Linked DNA regions of Homo sapiens: region 1 is linked to region 2. A link is an interaction called in ENCODE POLR2A ChIA-PET data of the cell type or tissue named here. Cell type or tissue: MCF 10A. All regions are shown on one strand.

Region 1 (8,000 bases), 110 kb after region 2:
CTCATCCACAAAGGTACCCACATGAATTCGTGTTTGCTTTGCTTGGATCTGTTTTGTATGGATACACTAGAAGTCACACACTATGATGTTTGAGGTTTCCAAGATAAAAAGAAAGTTCACAGTGACAATAGTTTAAGATTCTGCAAAAGAAAGGACATTACATTAACGATGTATTTAACACTCACAAAATGTAGCATAATCTCTACATAATGGCTTACGCCCAGTGCCCATGACTGTACTGGGAAGTCACTATACCCGGGAGCTGGCCAAGGAAGGCTGAAGCTTGAGGGCTGCTGACAGTGAATGTGAGGCATTCGGCATCTCCTCTTATCACTGGTCAAGACGTGTTCAGGGCTTTGCAAAGTCAAGACTGTACCTGTAGAGAATGTCCTGAAACTATAGGCAACCTGATTTTCATACAATCTGGAAACACAGGAGAAGCAAAAGGTTCCTTCCTCTCCTGTCCTGTGTGTGGTTTCTACACACTTCTCAGAAAGGGTGAAATAATGCTGCCTTCTGGCCGTTTTGCTGGTGCTTAAAAATTGAGGAGTTTCAGGATATGAATTTTGGCCATTTCTGTATTGTAAGATTATGGAGGAATTGTTTTTTCTTCTTTATACTTTTCTGTATTTTATAGTTCCTTGACAATGAACAAGTACTACTTTTTGTTTTATTTTTTCCTGAGACGGAGTCTCGCTCTGTCACCCAGGCTGGAGTGCAGTGGCGCCATCTTGGCTCACTGCAACCTCCACCCTAGGTTCAAGTGATTCTCCTGTCTCAGCTTCCTGAGTAACTGGGATTACAGGTGTGTGCCACCATGCCCAGCTAATTTTTGTATTTTTAGTAGAGACGGGGTTTCACTGTGTTGGCCAGGCTGGTCTTGAGCTCCTGACCTCAAGTGATCTGCCCACCTCAGCCTCCCAAAGTGCTGGGACTACAGGCGTGAGCCACCACGCCTGGCCCAAGTACTACTATTATAAAGACAACAGCAACAAAAAAGTTAGAAAAATTTATGGGCTGGGTGTGGTGGCTAACGCCTGTAATCCCAGCACTTTGGGAGGCTGAAGTGGGAGGATCACGTGAAGCCAGGAGTTCGAGACCAGCCTGGGCGACATACTACGACTCCATCTTTAAAAGAATTTTTTTTTAAATTAGCTCATGTGGCGGCACGTATTCGTAGTCCCAGCTACTCACGAGGCTGAGACAGGAGGATGGCTTGACCCCAGGAGTTCCAGGCTGCGGTGAAATATGATTGTGCCACTGCACTCTGGCCTGGGCAACAGAGATCCTGTCTTTAAAAGCAAAAACAAACAAACAAACAAAAAACTTGTGTATTTAAGTTTACAAGTTCCAACTCAATTAAAATTTCATTTTAAGTTAGTCCATATACTAAGGGCCCCCACAGAGGTACAAATCCTAACAAAAGCAAAAATAGCCATTGTCCATAGCAGAAGTCAGACTGAAAGCAAAACGTGTGTGCCTGTAAACTGCCCTTCTCTTTTTTTTCTTTTTTTTTTTTGAGATGGAGTGTCACTCTGTTGCCCAAGCTGGTGTGCAGTGGCACGATCTCAGCTCGCTGCAACCTCCGCCTCCTGGATTCAATCGATTCTCCTGCCCCAGCCTACCGAGTAGCTGGGATTACAGGTGCCCACCACCATGCCTGGCTAGTTTTTGTATTTTTAGTAGAGACAGGGTTTCACCATATTGGCCAGGCTGGTCTCGAACTCCTGACCTCAAGTGAGCCGCCCATCTTGGCCTCCCAAAGTGCTGGGATTACAGGTATGAGCCACCACGCCTGGCCCCCAGAAGACTTGGATCCTTAGACCACACACCAGCTTGCCCTGGAAGCTTTAGTCCTGGCATGAGCCTCTGCGAGGGGAATGTGTTCCCAGAAAGAACTGCTTGTGGAGAGGAAGGAGTTAAATAAAGAACCCTGCTGTCCCAGTAACCTCTCCCTCCCTCCTGTAGAACTAACTGTCCACACTGCCCAGGCCAGGTCCCCACTGTTACCTTTTCACAACCAGAAAATTGTAGTCTTGTCCATAAATGGATTTGGATAGATTATTCAAGAAGCGCAGCAACTCCCTTCCACCCTCACTTGCCCTGAATCCCAGCCCCGGAAAGCAATTTTAATCTCTCTACCTCCTCCTTAGCTGAAGGCAGGCTTTGCCTAAGCTAATTGAACACTACACTGAATTTAACAAGAAAAGGACAAGAACCAGCCCCAGGAAATGTAGCCCTATAAGGGCCACAGGCCGGCAGATTTTGAGAGGAGGGGAATGCTGGCGTGGTGGCAGCCTAGGGCTGCCAGGCTCTGGGTGTGTGTTGGGAGGGGGGGTTGGGGGTGTGTGTGTGTGTGTGTGTGTGTGTATGCACACGCACTCACGCTGGGCAGGGGTGAAGGGGACAGGCCAAAATGGAAGTGGGGCAAAGAGTCCAAGGTCCAGACGCTGAGAGCTGCCACCTATCTGTCCAGTGTCATTCTGTGTAGCCCCTATGGTAGGCTGAATAATGACCCCCAGAGATGTCCACAACCTAACCCCCAACATTTGCGAATATGTTACCTTCCATGATAAAGGGGAGTTGGCAGATGTGACTAAGCGAAGGGTCTCGAGACGGAAAGATGATCCTAGATTATTGGGTGAGCCCAATGTCATCACAACAGTCCTTGCATGGGGAAGAGGCAGGCAGGAGGGTCCGTGGAGGAGGGGTGGGGATGGAAGCAGAGATTAGGGTGGTTTGAAGATGGCTTGAAGATGGAAGCAGGGAGCATGAGTTAAGGAATGCAGCCGGGCGCAGTGGCGCACGCCTGTAATCCCAGCACTTTGGGGGGCCAAGGCGGGCGTATCACCTGAGGTCAGGAGTTCAAGACCAGCCTGGCCAAAATGGCAAAACCCCATCTCTACTAAAAATACAAAAAAAAAAAAAAAAAAAATAGCCAGGCCTGGTGGCATGTGCCTCTAATCCCAGCTACTCAGGGGGCTGAGGCACGAGAATCGCTTGAACCCAGGAGGCGGAGTTTGCAGTGACCCCAGATCACACCATTGCACTGCAGCCAGGAGAACAGAGTGAGACTCCGTCTCAAAAAAAGAAAAAAGGAATGTGGCAGCCTTACTAGAAGCTGCAAAGGGCAAGGAACTGATTCTCCCCAGAGCCTCTGGAAGGACCACAGCCTTGCCAATCCATTTTGGGTTTCTCTCTTTCTTCCTTCCTTTTTTTTTTTTTTTTTTGAAACAAAGTCTCACTCTGTTGCCCAGGCTGCAGTGCAGTGGCACCATCTCGGCTCACTGCAATCTCTGCCTCCTGGATTCAAGAGATCCTCCTATCTCAGGCTCCCTAGTAGCTGGGACTACAGGCATGCACCACCACCCTCCCTTTCTTTTCCTATTCTTTTTTATAGATAGGGTCTCATTCTGTTACCCAGGCTTTGGGTTATATGGAACTGATGTCCCTTCCTTTTTTATAGACAGGGTCTCACTCTGTCACCCAGGCTGGAATGCAGTGGTGCAATCATAGCTCACTGCAGCCTCAAACTCCTGGGCTCAAGTGATCCTCCCAACTCAGCCTCTTGAGTAGTCCTCTACAGGTGCCCACCACCACGCCTGGCTAATGTTTTATTTTTTGTAGAGACAGAGTCTTGCTGTGTTGCCCAGGCTGTTCTCAACTCCTAGACTCAAGTGATCCTCTCATCGCAGCCTCCCAAAGTGCTGGGATTACAGGCATGAGCACCCAGCCCCATTTGGGATTTCTGACCTCTAAAACTATAAGAGAATGAATTTTTGTTTTAAGCCACTAAGTTTGGGGGGATGCATTACCGCAGCCATAGGAAACGAATCCAGCTTCCAAGAACTGGGGGCCCGGCCAGACCTCCATGGGGTGCACTGGCAAAAGAGACTGGCCCACCCATCTCTGAGCTGGGCATCCTCAGCCTGGTTCCCTGCATCTTGAGAGTCCTACATGGAAGGGTGAAGTCCCTTAGTGTGGCCCCAGCATTTCAAAACCCCTTGGAAGCCACCCATGTGCTCCCAGGCAGGCTTCCTAAGAAAGTGAAAACATCGAGTTTCTTCATTTGTGGCTAGTATTGCACCCCTTCAGTGTGGCAATGTGGTTCTGTCACCAGAAACGCTGACTGGCAACTTCTGTATGGTTGCAAAACCGGGACTGGATTCACTGAGACTGATTCCTACGGTGTGGTTCTGCTGTGGCAAGGCAAGCACAGGTGTTTTTTTTTTTTTTTTGAAACGGAGTCTTGCTTTGTCGCCCAGGCTGGACTGCAGTGGCGCTATCTCGGCTCACTGCAACCTCCGCCTCCCGGGTTCACGCCATTCTCCTGCCTCAGCCTCCTGAGTAGCTGGGACTACAGGCGCCCGCCACCGCGCCCGGCTAATTTTTTGTATATTTAGTACAGACGGGTTTCACCGTGATAGCCAAGATGGTCTCGATCTCCTGACCTCGTGATCAGCCCGCCTGGGCCTCCCAAAGTGCTGGGATTACAGGCGTGAGCCACCTTGCCCGGCCCAGCACAGGTGTTTTTGAGATAGTGACTGTTGCTATTTCCTTAACAATCTACATAAAATGAGCACCCATCAGGCAGAAGCCGGTGACATCTTCACTTCTGTTTCTCACATCTCTGTTTTATGGGCTCTTTTAAAAAAATTATGTATTTATTTATTTAATTTATGTATTTTGAGACAGAGTCTCGCTCTGTTGCTCAGGCTGGAGTGCAGTGGCATGATTCTGCAACCTCTGCCTCACGGCTTCAAGCAATCCTCCCACAGCCTCCCGAGTAGCTAGGATTACAGGCATGGACCACCACACCCGACTAATTTTTGTACTTTTAATAGAGACAGAGTTTCACCGTGTTAGCCAGCTGGTCTCAAACTCGTGAGATCCACTGCCTCGGCCCTCCAAAGTGCTGGGATTACAGGTGTGAGCCACTGCGCTCGGCCTATGGGCTCTTTTTTTACATATTGGCATAGCCAAAGACCAAGCCCTTCCCAAGACACGTATACACATGCATACACACACACACACACGAGGAAGTCATGCTCTTGAAGGTGAACAAACTCAGAGAATACAAGATTTACAAGAGGTTCAAGTACACACTTTCCAAACCCGAAAAGTAACAGTAATCAAATCAAAATACATGTTTGGAAAAAAGATTCAAATGTATTTTTTGAAAGCAAAGAGAGTCACAATAAACAAGGTAAAGAGTATCTGAAAGGGTATTCATATGTATGTTTGCAAAGAAAGAGAGTAAGAATAACAACTGTTTTTCACTTTCAGAATATGTGACATTAGATTCTTTGGGTTATATGGAACTGATGTCCCTCATGAAAAATTGTCAAGGAGTTGGGGGTGTGTAGGGAGCTCCAGGTGATTCTTTCAGGTGAAATCGTGCATGATTCTGGGTCCAGTGAAGGTGTATAGCGGAAGGAGGCTCCCACAGAAGGTGGGGTTGACACAGGCTGGAAAGCATGGCTGCAAGGGAGGTTGGGAATTTGAATTTTCTGGAAGCAGTAAATACTCACAAGACTGAAAATCCTCCCAGTACAGCAAGAGCGTTCCAAAGATTCTGGACAGTCAGAAATCAAGATAAATGGCCATTACCCTTACCTCATAGATGTGTTATGAGGGTTGGCAGAGCGATATATACAGCACAGGGCAGGAGGTCAATAAATGGTACCTCTTCTTATTAGAGGATATGGGCATAGCTCCCAGTTTGCCCACAGCCTTGTAGTGACTCATCAGATGCCCCATGGGCCTCCTCCTGGCTGTGGCTTACAGAAGGGGTCCCCAACCACTGCTCATGAACAGGGTTGAGCTACAAGCAAAGCTTCATCTGTGTTTACAGCCGCTCCCCATTGCTCGCCCCTGAGCTCTGCCTCCTGTCAGATCAGCAGAGGCACTAGCTTCTCATAGGAGCGTGAACCCTATTGTGAACTGCACACGCAGGGGATCTAGGTCACACACTCCTCATTAGAATCTAGTGACAGATGATCTGTCACTGTCTCCCATCACCCCCAGAAGGGACCGCCTAGTTCCAGGAAAACAAGCTCAGGGCTCCCACTGATTCTACATTATGGTGAGTTGTATAATTATTTCATTATATATTATAAAGTAATAATTATAGAAATAAAGTGCACAATAAATGGAATGTGTTTGAATCATCCCGAAACCATTCCTCTCTGCTCCCCCGCCCCCCACCCCCCGCCTGGTCCTTGGAAAAATTGTCTTCCACGAAACTGGTCCCTGGTGCCAAAAAGGTTGTGGACCACTGCCTTCCAGCAGCTGCTACCTAGCATGAGCCCTTGGTTAATAAACTGCTCCTACTCATGCCCAAGCTGCCAGGTTTTTCCTGGAAGTCTGCAGGATCCCAGAGTGCAAAATTATTATTATTATTATTGAGACAGAGTCTGCTCTATCACCCAGGCTAAAGTACAGCGGAGCGACCATAGCTCACTGCAGCTTTGAACTCTTCGGCTCAAGCAATCCTCCCATATCAGCCTCCTGAGCAGCTGGGATTATAGGCATAGGCCACCATTCCCAGCTAATTTTTATTTTTAAAAATTTTTTGTAGAGACGAGGTCTTGCTGTGTTGCCCAGGCTGGTCTCCAACTCCTGGGCTTAAGGGATTCTTCCTGCCTCAGCCTCTCAAAGCACTGGGATTACAGGAGTGAGCCACCGCACCCAGTCGGCGAGCAAATTTAAACACACAGAAAAAATGATAGGCTCTTAATCCTTCCAGGAAATGGGGATTGGTTTGAGTTTTTCTGAATTACAAAACCCAAGAGGATTCGTTACACAAGTCCTGTCCTGAGAACTCATGAAAAAAAAAATCTCAGGCCTGGGCCTTCTAGTTATTACTGGCAGCTTCCCAGGCCCTGGGCTGTGGCCCTGGGGTTGTGGGTGCTTTTCCTACATACCAAAGTCAGGAATATTAAAGCTTCGTATACTTAAAAAGTGTAGGAGTCTCCTGTTTTTCAAGGAGTTAAAAAGGAACTGGAAGATTTTCTTTTCTCTGCCTGTTGTCTCTTCTCCCTGACAAATTTCAGGATATCGGCCGGGCGCAGTGGCTCACGCCTGTAATCCCAGCACTTTGGGAGGCTGAGGCGGGCACATCACATGAGGCTAAGGGTTCAAGACCAGTTTGGCCAACATGGTGAAACCCCGTCTCTACTAAAAATACAAAAATTAGCCAGGCATGGTGGTGGGCGCCTGTAATCCCAGCTACTCGGGAAGCTGAGACACGAGAATCACTTGAATCTAGGAGGCGGAGGTTGTAATGAGCCGAGATTGTGCCACTGCACTCCAGCCTGGGTGACAGAGCAAGACTCTGTCTCAAAAAAAAAAAAAAAAATCAGGATATCATTCATTCCCTGTTTTCAGGAGGAATTAAATATAGAATGCTGTATGTGTAATAGTTACTCTTGTGAGGGTCCCAGACAGGAGGCAAAAGACTAGAGAAGACTTGGCATTACTGGAATGATGTTTTATGATGGCCCCACTGGGGAAGTAGAAATGCAACAAGTGTAGGCTGGTGAAAGGAGGGGGCTGTGGCCCATGACAAACAGCAAGAAAAACCCAGCCCATCACCGGAGACCTAAGGGAATTCATCCTTTCGCTAACATGCCAATTCCTCTGACCTTGATCCTGGAATTTCTTGAAACAAGGGGGCACCAAGTCACATATCAGGGCCCCACTTGGTAATGATCAAGGCCTACTTTGAGCTCGGACCTCTTACAGCTCTGTTGAATCCAGGGAAGACACTCACCTACCCACTCACAGGTGTCAGCGGCCCTGCCTTTGGCTATGTCAATCCCCACGGACACCAACGATGACACAAAATGGCAGCAAACAGTGGAAGATGGTAGTCAGAGAAGGCAACAGAGTTCTCAGGAAATGGAGTCCAGAAGTTGTAGAATTTGGACTGTGGGTATGGCAGGAGTGGGGGTTGGGGGAGGCGTTGTAGATGAAGGCAGGGAGAGGCGCAAACAGGT
Region 2 (8,000 bases):
TGAGCAAACAACCCATGACGGTAAGCCCTGAGATGCACCTCCGCTAAGCATCCTAAACAGCTTTATAGACACCTGCCCTAGACATGATTGCATCCAACTCAAATTCCAGCTCAGTTCAGAAATCTATCGCCCTGACATTATCTCTCAGCCCTGACTGCTCAGCTTCATGCTAGGAAGGAGACCACACCCGCTTCTGAGGCAGCTCATTCACTCTTAGATCAAAGGAGTTGCTAGAAACCTTTTCTGTCTGGTGGAGCGAGGTCTGCCTCCATGAGCCCCCCTTGGCAGTACTTATTCTACCATCCCAGGCTCCCTAAAGCAAGGCTCATCAGTCCTCCCAAGACCACCAGCAGAGCTCAAGCCCTGTCACATACCCCAAAGGTCTTTCCTCCCCAGGCGGCACATCTCCAGCCACTGCCGACATGTGATGGGAAGCAAGTGTCAGGAAATCTGACCACGGTCCTCAGCCAGTGCTGCCTGATTCAGGGCCCCTTATATGCAGGAATCCAGGATGTCAACACAGTCCTTCACACACCATATGGATCACTTCTAGCTTGGAGGAAGGAACGGGAGAAGGAAAGAGAGAAGGTTCCCATGGGCCTAAACACTGCATATTTATGTGCAGACACATTGCAGTTGCATGTTGGTGAAAACTGAGGCCCAGGTGTCTGCATACAAACAGCAGGCCTTCCTATAATTTAAAGATGTTGGTGAAGGGTTCAGCAAGCTCAGACAATGGAAGGATGAAACATGGCATGCGGCATGCAGTTTGATCAAAAAGAAAAACATGTCTGCCGGACGTGGTGGCTCACGCCTGTAATCCTAACACTTTGAGAGGCCGAGGCGGGCGGATCACCTGAGGTCAGGAGTTTGAGACCAGCCTGGCCAAAATGGCAAAACCCTGTCTCTACCAAAAATGCAAAATTTAGCCAGGTGTGGTGGCGCACACCTGTAATCCCAGCTACTTGGGAGGCTGAGGTGGGAGAATCGTTTGAACCCAGGAGGCAGAGGCTGCAGTGAGCTGAGGTCATGCCACTGCACTCCAGCCTAAGCAATAAGAGTGAGACCCTGCCTCAAAAAAAAAAAAAAAAGAAAAGAAAACATTTCAAATAGCTTGCAAATACCAGTAATCACCCATGAACTGACAAAATCCAAACATTTTACAAAACAAAAGGGTATGAGCCATTGAAAACCTGCTTTCATCAAACACCATTTTCATTTTTTCTTAAAACACACCTATCCCATTTAAATCCCACAAGTTTTCAATGAGAGCATTAGAAGGATCTTCTCCCATTTTACAAACTAGAACATGAAGGTTCAGAGAGTGATGCACTTTGGATGTTGCCCTCATCCAGATCTCACGCTGAAATGTAATCCCCAGTGCTGGAGGTGGCGCCTGGTGGGAGGTGACGGGATCATGGGGGCCCATTTCTCATGAATGGCTTATCACCATCCCCTTGGTGCTGTCCTCCCGAGAGTGAGTGACTTCCTGAGAGACCTGGCGGTTTAAAAGTATGTGGCATCTTGCTCTCTCTTGCCCCCACTTAGCTTTCCACCATGATTGGGAGCTTCTAGAGGCTTCCCCAGAAACAGATACCGCTATGCTTCCTGTACAGCCTGCAGATTCATGAGCTAATTCATCCTCTTTTCTTTATAAATTACCCAGTTTTAGTTATTTGTTTATTTGTTTTTTGGATGGAGTCTCACTCTGTTGCCTAGGCTGGAGTGCAGTGGCTCGATCTTGGCACAACCTCCGCCTCCTGGGTTCAAGCAATTCTACTGCCTCAGCCTCCTGAATAGCTGGGATTACAGTGCCCACCACCACACCCAGCTAATTTTTTTATTTTTAGTAGAGAGTGGGGTTTCGCCATATTGGCCAGGCTGGTCTCGAACTCCTGACCTCAAGTGATCCACCCACCTCAGCCTCCCAAAGTGCTGGGGTTACAGGTATGAGCCACCATGCCCAGCCATCCAGTTTTAGTTATTTCTTTATAGCAGTGCAAAAACAGCCTAAAACAGAGAGGTTAAGTAACTTGCCCAAATGCTAGTAAATGAAAAGGATCAACCAGAACACAGGCTCATTCATCTAAGCCCAGGTTATGTTTCCTGTAACTTACTACCTATAGATTAATTCCATAGGTAAACTGAGGCACCGTGTCCTTGTGGATAAAACAGGAAAGAGTAGTCTGCCTCATGGTGTGGTCAGATGAATCTGAAACAAGTTAGAGAACTTTACACGGAGGATGTAGATTAGTAGATTCTCCCACAGTTCACAACCTATGCAGAGCAGGGTCCTCTCTCCTGCCCCCTGTGGAACTCTCCATCTGGGGTGAGTAACAAAAGCATTCCTTGAATCATGTCACCATCACCCAGATGTGTCCTTGTTTAAGATGCTAAGATGCCCCAGTTTGAGACACCAGGAGACCCAAGCACTGCCCCAGAGGTTCATTACCCAAAATAAAATAACAGGGCGGGGCCCATGGATCCCTGTTTGAATGAGTCTCCGGGCGCCAAATTAGAGAACTACCGAAATATTAATGGAAGGATGGATGGATGAGTAGGAGCCTGGAACTTTCTCAAGACCTGGGATGTCAAATCCCAAGGAGACCTCACGTGTCCAGCTGTGGTGTGGACTGGGGGCCGCTCCAGCCAGCTCACTGCCGTATGACCCTGGAATCACCAAGAGCAGACTCACATGTTTGAGCTGAACATGCTGGAAGTGTGGGCCAGACGGCACCGCTTCTGGGCTCCGGTGCATGAAACAAACAAGAACCAAGAACTGGGATAAGGAGTGCTGAAACCCGCAAGGACAGGAGCTGGGGAGATGGGAGGCCGCCTGCGGGAATGAAAGCACAAGAGAACGAGGGCCATGGGGTTGGGGGCGGCACAAGTGCTCAGGTCCTTCCAGCCGCTTCCCTCATACAGATGCCACTTCCATCCCTCAGACGTTTAAGGAGTGTGCACTGTGAGCCACGCACTGTGACAAGCACCATGTCGTGCCAGCAGGTGACTGCACTTGCTGTAGCTCCAGGGTCATGTGCTGTGTCAGGGCTCTTTGATCCCTGTGTCCCTTTAAAACGACATGATCTTCATGGGCAGTGTTTGTTCTCTTGGCCCCTCTCAGAGCCAAATGCTGTGCTCGTGAGGGCGGTGCTGGTTGGCAGGGGATGGGCACAGAGAAATCAGGTGGCCAGGGCAGCTGGAGGAGGGACCTGGAGCCGAACAAGGGGAGCTGGGACCACGAGCAACCCAGGTGACATCCTGGACTCTGTCAAAGATAAGCAAAGCAGGACGCTAATTAAAGCAGTCAAAACATTTTATTCAGTAATGACTGGAGTTGGGAAAAGGGCCGAGTTCCATTTACTCAGAGGTGTTTTAAAGGGAGAACGAGGGCCGGGGCAGGAGGATCGCTTGAACCCAGGAGTTCGAGACCAGCCTGGCCAAAATAGTGGGACCCCCATCTCTATAAAATATTTTAAAAATTAGCTGGGCATGGTGACACATGCCTGTCGTCCCAGCTACCCAGGAGGCTGAGGTGGGAGGATCACTTGAGTCCTGGAAGTCAAGGCTGCAGTGAGCTGTGTTTGCACTACTGTACTCCAGCCTGGACAACAGAACAAGACTCTATCTCAAAAATGAAAATAAATAAAAGGAGAATGAGGGAGTAGAAAGAAAGAATGCGTGGGGAGTTGAGCAGAATCAGGGAAGTGAAAAAAATTTTAAATCAGCTAAGGGGATGGGTCAGTGCCGTGAGGCCCTCTGTGTCTGTGAACCGGTGTTTATCAAGGCTAGGCTTCTACCCTCCCACAGAGACAGGGAGACAGAGGCCCTGTACTTCCTGATGATTTCAAAAGAATGGCTCGCAGATCATTGAGAAAAATATCCCTGCGTTGTGGGAGATACATACATGTCTCAAAGGGACAGAGGAAGGATTCACCACTATAAGCCCTTTTTAATAAATGCTCTCCGAAAGAGAGGTCAAGGCCTCGCATCAGGGGCTGGGAAGAACAAATGGTAAGTTCCTTAGGCAGCCTTGGGTTTTTCCAGACAGGAATTCAAGGGTGTGGCCTTGGCCTGCTAGAAGCTATGCTGGGGTTTGGCCAAGTCTCTTAGTGCAGGGGTTTGTTTGTTTTGGCTTTGGTTTTGGTTTTTGAGGCGGGGTTTCACTCTGTCGCCCAGTTTGGAGTGCAGTGGTACAATCATAGCTCACTATCACAGCCTCGACCTCCCAGGCTCAAGCGACCCTCCCACCTCAGCCTTTCAAATTGCTGGGACTACAGGTGTCTGCCATCATACCCAGCTAATTTTTAAAAAATTTTTTTTGTTGTAGAGAAGGGGTCTCACTATGTTGCCCAGACTGGTCTCAAACTCCTGGGCTCAAGTGATCCTCCCACCTCGGCCTCCCAAAGTGCTGGGGTTACAGGTGTGAGCCACCACACCTGGCTTAGTGCAGGGGTTTGGATAGAGTTGTTCACGCAGAGTTTCTGTTTTTCTCAATATAGAACGAGATGGTGCCTGTGTTTAACTCAGGCTCAGGTGTCCAGGGGAGTATCACTTGCTGTGTCAAGGCAGAAGTGGTATATCCAGACCTGGGAGGCCCATTGCTACACTGCCAGTAGTAGGTACAGTGGATCAGAATTCTTGCTTGTTATTCTTTTGATGTATGTCAGCAATAATTCCAGAAACCAAACTTTGGAGAAGATAGGAAAAGGGTGAAACTCTTCAAAAACCTCTGGGTCCTCCAACCAGTTGCTGTTTCTGAGACGTCCCCCAAGATAAACGTACAGGCTCTGTTTTCAGGGATTGTGATGGTTAAAATGCTCTTGGGATCACTGTGACCCGACCTGTGACAAGAATGTAACATGCCCATTACCCCTGGCAGAAACGGTCCCCTCCTGGATGGTGGCCGTCATCCTCATGGCCTCGGTCTTCATGGTCTGCCTGGCACTCCTCGGCTGCTTCGCCTTGCTGTGGTGCGTTTACAAGAAGACAAAGTACGCCTTCTCCCCTAGGAATTCTCTTCCACAGCACCTGAAAGAGGTAGGTAGGATGGAGTGAGATGTGGATTTGAAAACCTTGATCGGAAAGAGCTTTCCTTTCTAGTTAGGGCTGCCCAATTCCAGACAACATGTTTTCCAGGAAAACACACACGCGCGCGCGCACACACACACACACACACACACAGACACGCCTCTTGTGTGCTGGTCCATTCTCTTGTAACCATGTCAGGTGAAGGAACAGCCCCGAGGAAAGGGGCGCGGGGTTGTCCAGTATCCCTCTCTGCACCTAGGGCATCGCTCCTTCTCCAGCCTTCACTGCCCAAAGCCCCAGGTCCCTGAGGAGCAAAGGTGATGGTTCTAGGGCAGGAGGGGAAAAACAGAGCTCAGTGTGGAAGAAAGAGAAAACTGGAGGCTAAATGCCAGGAAATCACCAGAGGGAGAGAATGGGAGGAAAGAAAGGAACATTTCCAGTTTTGGAATATACGAGAGCGATTGAAATTCTGGGTAGTGTTTCCTGGACTTTAGGAAGGCTATTTGTAAAAGGGTTAGGAAGAAGAAACAATGCACCTGACTAATGATAACAGGACTGAAGAAGCCCTAAGAAATGAAACTCTGGATAGTCACTGACACTAGAGAATGAAAAGATTCCAAGCCCGGACCCAAAGGAACTATCTTTGGTCTCATTTCCCAGGAAGCAGACTCTAAGATAGAGATTTGTATTCAAAAGGCTTGATGGGGAACATCCTTGGGAATAATACCCTAAAGGAGTGAAGGTAGCCAGATGTGGCAGAGAGAGGTTGAGCTGTCACACAGCCACAACAGAGGCCTCAGCCAATCCCATGTGGCCTCTCGAGCTGGGGTGGCCCTTTAGAGATGTCCTAAGCTGAGGCAAGAGGGATGGGCGTGTGAACTCCACATTGGCCATGCGCTGGATGTGGGCTACTCCCAGGAAGGGGCCCTAAGCTAGGGTGAGAGGTGAGACAGCAGCAGCCAGGAGCTAGGAGCACGAGTGCCTCATTCCTGAAGGCACCACAGCCTCCATTACAGTCACCCCTGGGACCACTTGGATCTACTGGAAGCAGCTCCTCCAGGATCTGAGTTGATCTCGTTTCCTGGGGAGGGTTACAGGAGGAAGATGAGTGGAATGCACTCCAGCCCCCACCGCTGCTGCTGGTGTCGGGACCACAAAGGAATGCTTGTGGGCTGGCTCCTTCCTCCGCTGCCCTGAGGGCCCGCTCTCCTCTCCCGGGAGGAGCCTGTGCTGTAGGGGCTGCTGACCTGATTGGGTGACCCAGCCCTCATCCCAGAAAGCACTGAGCCTCCGGTCCCCAAGCCCATCTCAGGCAATGGCCTGTCCCTGCACTTGTCAATTTGCTGTCAAAATCGGGCAGGGGAGTCCCAGGAGGTGCCCAGTGACTCTGGCGGGTACCCACTGTGATACAGTGGTGACTTCTCTCTTGCCTGCCAGTCTCTTGGCCTGAGGAGGTGGCTTAAAGTTTATCGGGCCTTGTTTCATGTCCCCTGGTAGAAATGCTCCCACTCTGGGAACCTTCTAGACCAGGTGTCAGCAAACTTTTTCTTAAAGGGCCAGGTAAAAAATATTTTAGAAGGCCAGGCACAGTGGCTTATGCCTGTAAGCCTAGCACTTTGGGAGGCTGAAGTGGGTGGATCACCTAAGGTCAGGAGATCGAGACCATCCTGGCTAACATGGTGAAACCCCGTCTCTACTAAAAATACAAAAAATTAGCCAGGCGTGGTGGCGGGCGCCTGTAGTCCCAGCTCCTCGGGAGGCTGAGGCAGGAGAATGGCGTGAACCCGGGAGGCGGAGCTGGCAGTGAGCCAAGATCGCGCCACTGCACTCTAACCTGGGCAACAGAGCGAGACTCCGTCTCAAAAAAAAAAAATACAAAAATACAAAAATTAACCCGGCATGCTGGCGCATGCCTGTAATCCCAGCTACTCGGGAGACTGAGGCAGGAGAATCGCTTGAACTCGGGAGGTGGAAGTTGCAGTGATCCCTCACACCACTGCACTCCACCCTGAGCAACAGAGCGAGACTCCATCTCAAAATTTAAAAAATTTTAAAATTTATATATATATATTTGAGGTTCTGTTGGCAAGAAATAAAAATCAAAATTATGTAGTCACTTATATAACCACTTAAATATAATCATTTAAAAATCCGAAAGCCATGTGAAAAAACAAGTGGTAGGCCGGATCTGCCCCGTGGGCCTTTGTTTGCTGGCCCTGCCCTAGACCCACAGAGCCTCAAATCACAAGGCCAGGGAGCAGCGGTTTCCCCAGTAGGTCACTGGGCATGATGAGGGTGAACAGGGCCACTCCTGCCCTGCGCTTGCTTCCTGACGCAGGTGTTCCACCTGCTGGGGACACAGCCCCACATGATTGTTGGTCTTGGGTGCATGCCAGGGGCTGGAGGACAATGCCTTGCCCTCACCAGGTGTCATCTCCAAGCTGGCGCCTCCCCTGCACTTTCAACAGGCCGCTCCGTCCTTCTTCCAGTCTGGCAGCTGCTGGGTGGTGCAGGGTGGGATACGACCAGGGGGGTCCCGCCTTCACTGTCAGTGGGCCCATTGGTCTGGCACCATGTGATACGGCGTCTCTACTAGTTTGTCGGGGCTGCTGTAGCAAAGTAGCACTCGTTGCGCAGCTGTAACAACGGGAATTGATTCTCTCACGGTTCTCGAGGCCAGACGTCCAAAATCAAGGTGTCACTAGGATGGTTTCCTTGGAGGCTGTGAGGGAGGATCTGTCCCAGGCCTCTACCCTAACTTCTGAGGGTTGCTGGCGATCTTTGGCGTTCCTTGGCTTCTAGAGGCATCACCCAGTCTCTGCCTTGATCTTCACAAGCCTTCTCCCTATGTGAGTGTCTGTGTCCACATTGCCCCTCCTTTATACAGACACCAGTCACGGGAGGAGGGCTCACCCTGCTCCACTATACCCTCATTCTAACTTAACTGATCCCCTCTGCAGCAACCCTAT

What was found. ChIA-PET counts read pairs that join two places held together with the same protein. Peaks named below come from ENCODE experiments on the same cell type or tissue, not always from the same donor. Only the 100,000 strongest peaks of a DNase experiment are listed, where the experiment ranks them.
Region 1: POLR2A ChIA-PET joins it to region 2 with 6 read pairs; 4 of 35 experiments call an interaction of 5 or more read pairs at or near these places.

What each region holds. Positions count from the first base shown.
Region 1 is chr21:33,390,358-33,398,357 of GRCh38, forward strand. No RefSeq gene overlaps it. Among named protein-coding and RNA genes, the nearest start is that of IFNGR2, 9.1 kb to the right of the region's middle. In MCF 10A, no CTCF peak of the experiment used is centred here; DNase peaks (open chromatin) are centred at 4,084, 5,734 and 6,754.
Region 2 is chr21:33,283,222-33,291,221 of GRCh38, forward strand. It overlaps IFNAR2-IL10RB (IFNAR2-IL10RB readthrough), which reads left to right. Exons shown (of 13, transcript NM_001414505.1): 11 at 1-20; 12 at 4,883-5,040. It overlaps IL10RB (interleukin 10 receptor subunit beta), which reads left to right. Exons shown (of 7, transcript NM_000628.5): 5 at 1-20; 6 at 4,883-5,040. Among named protein-coding and RNA genes, the nearest start is that of IL10RB, 21 kb to the left of the region's middle. In MCF 10A, no CTCF peak of the experiment used is centred here; a DNase peak (open chromatin) is centred at 4,080.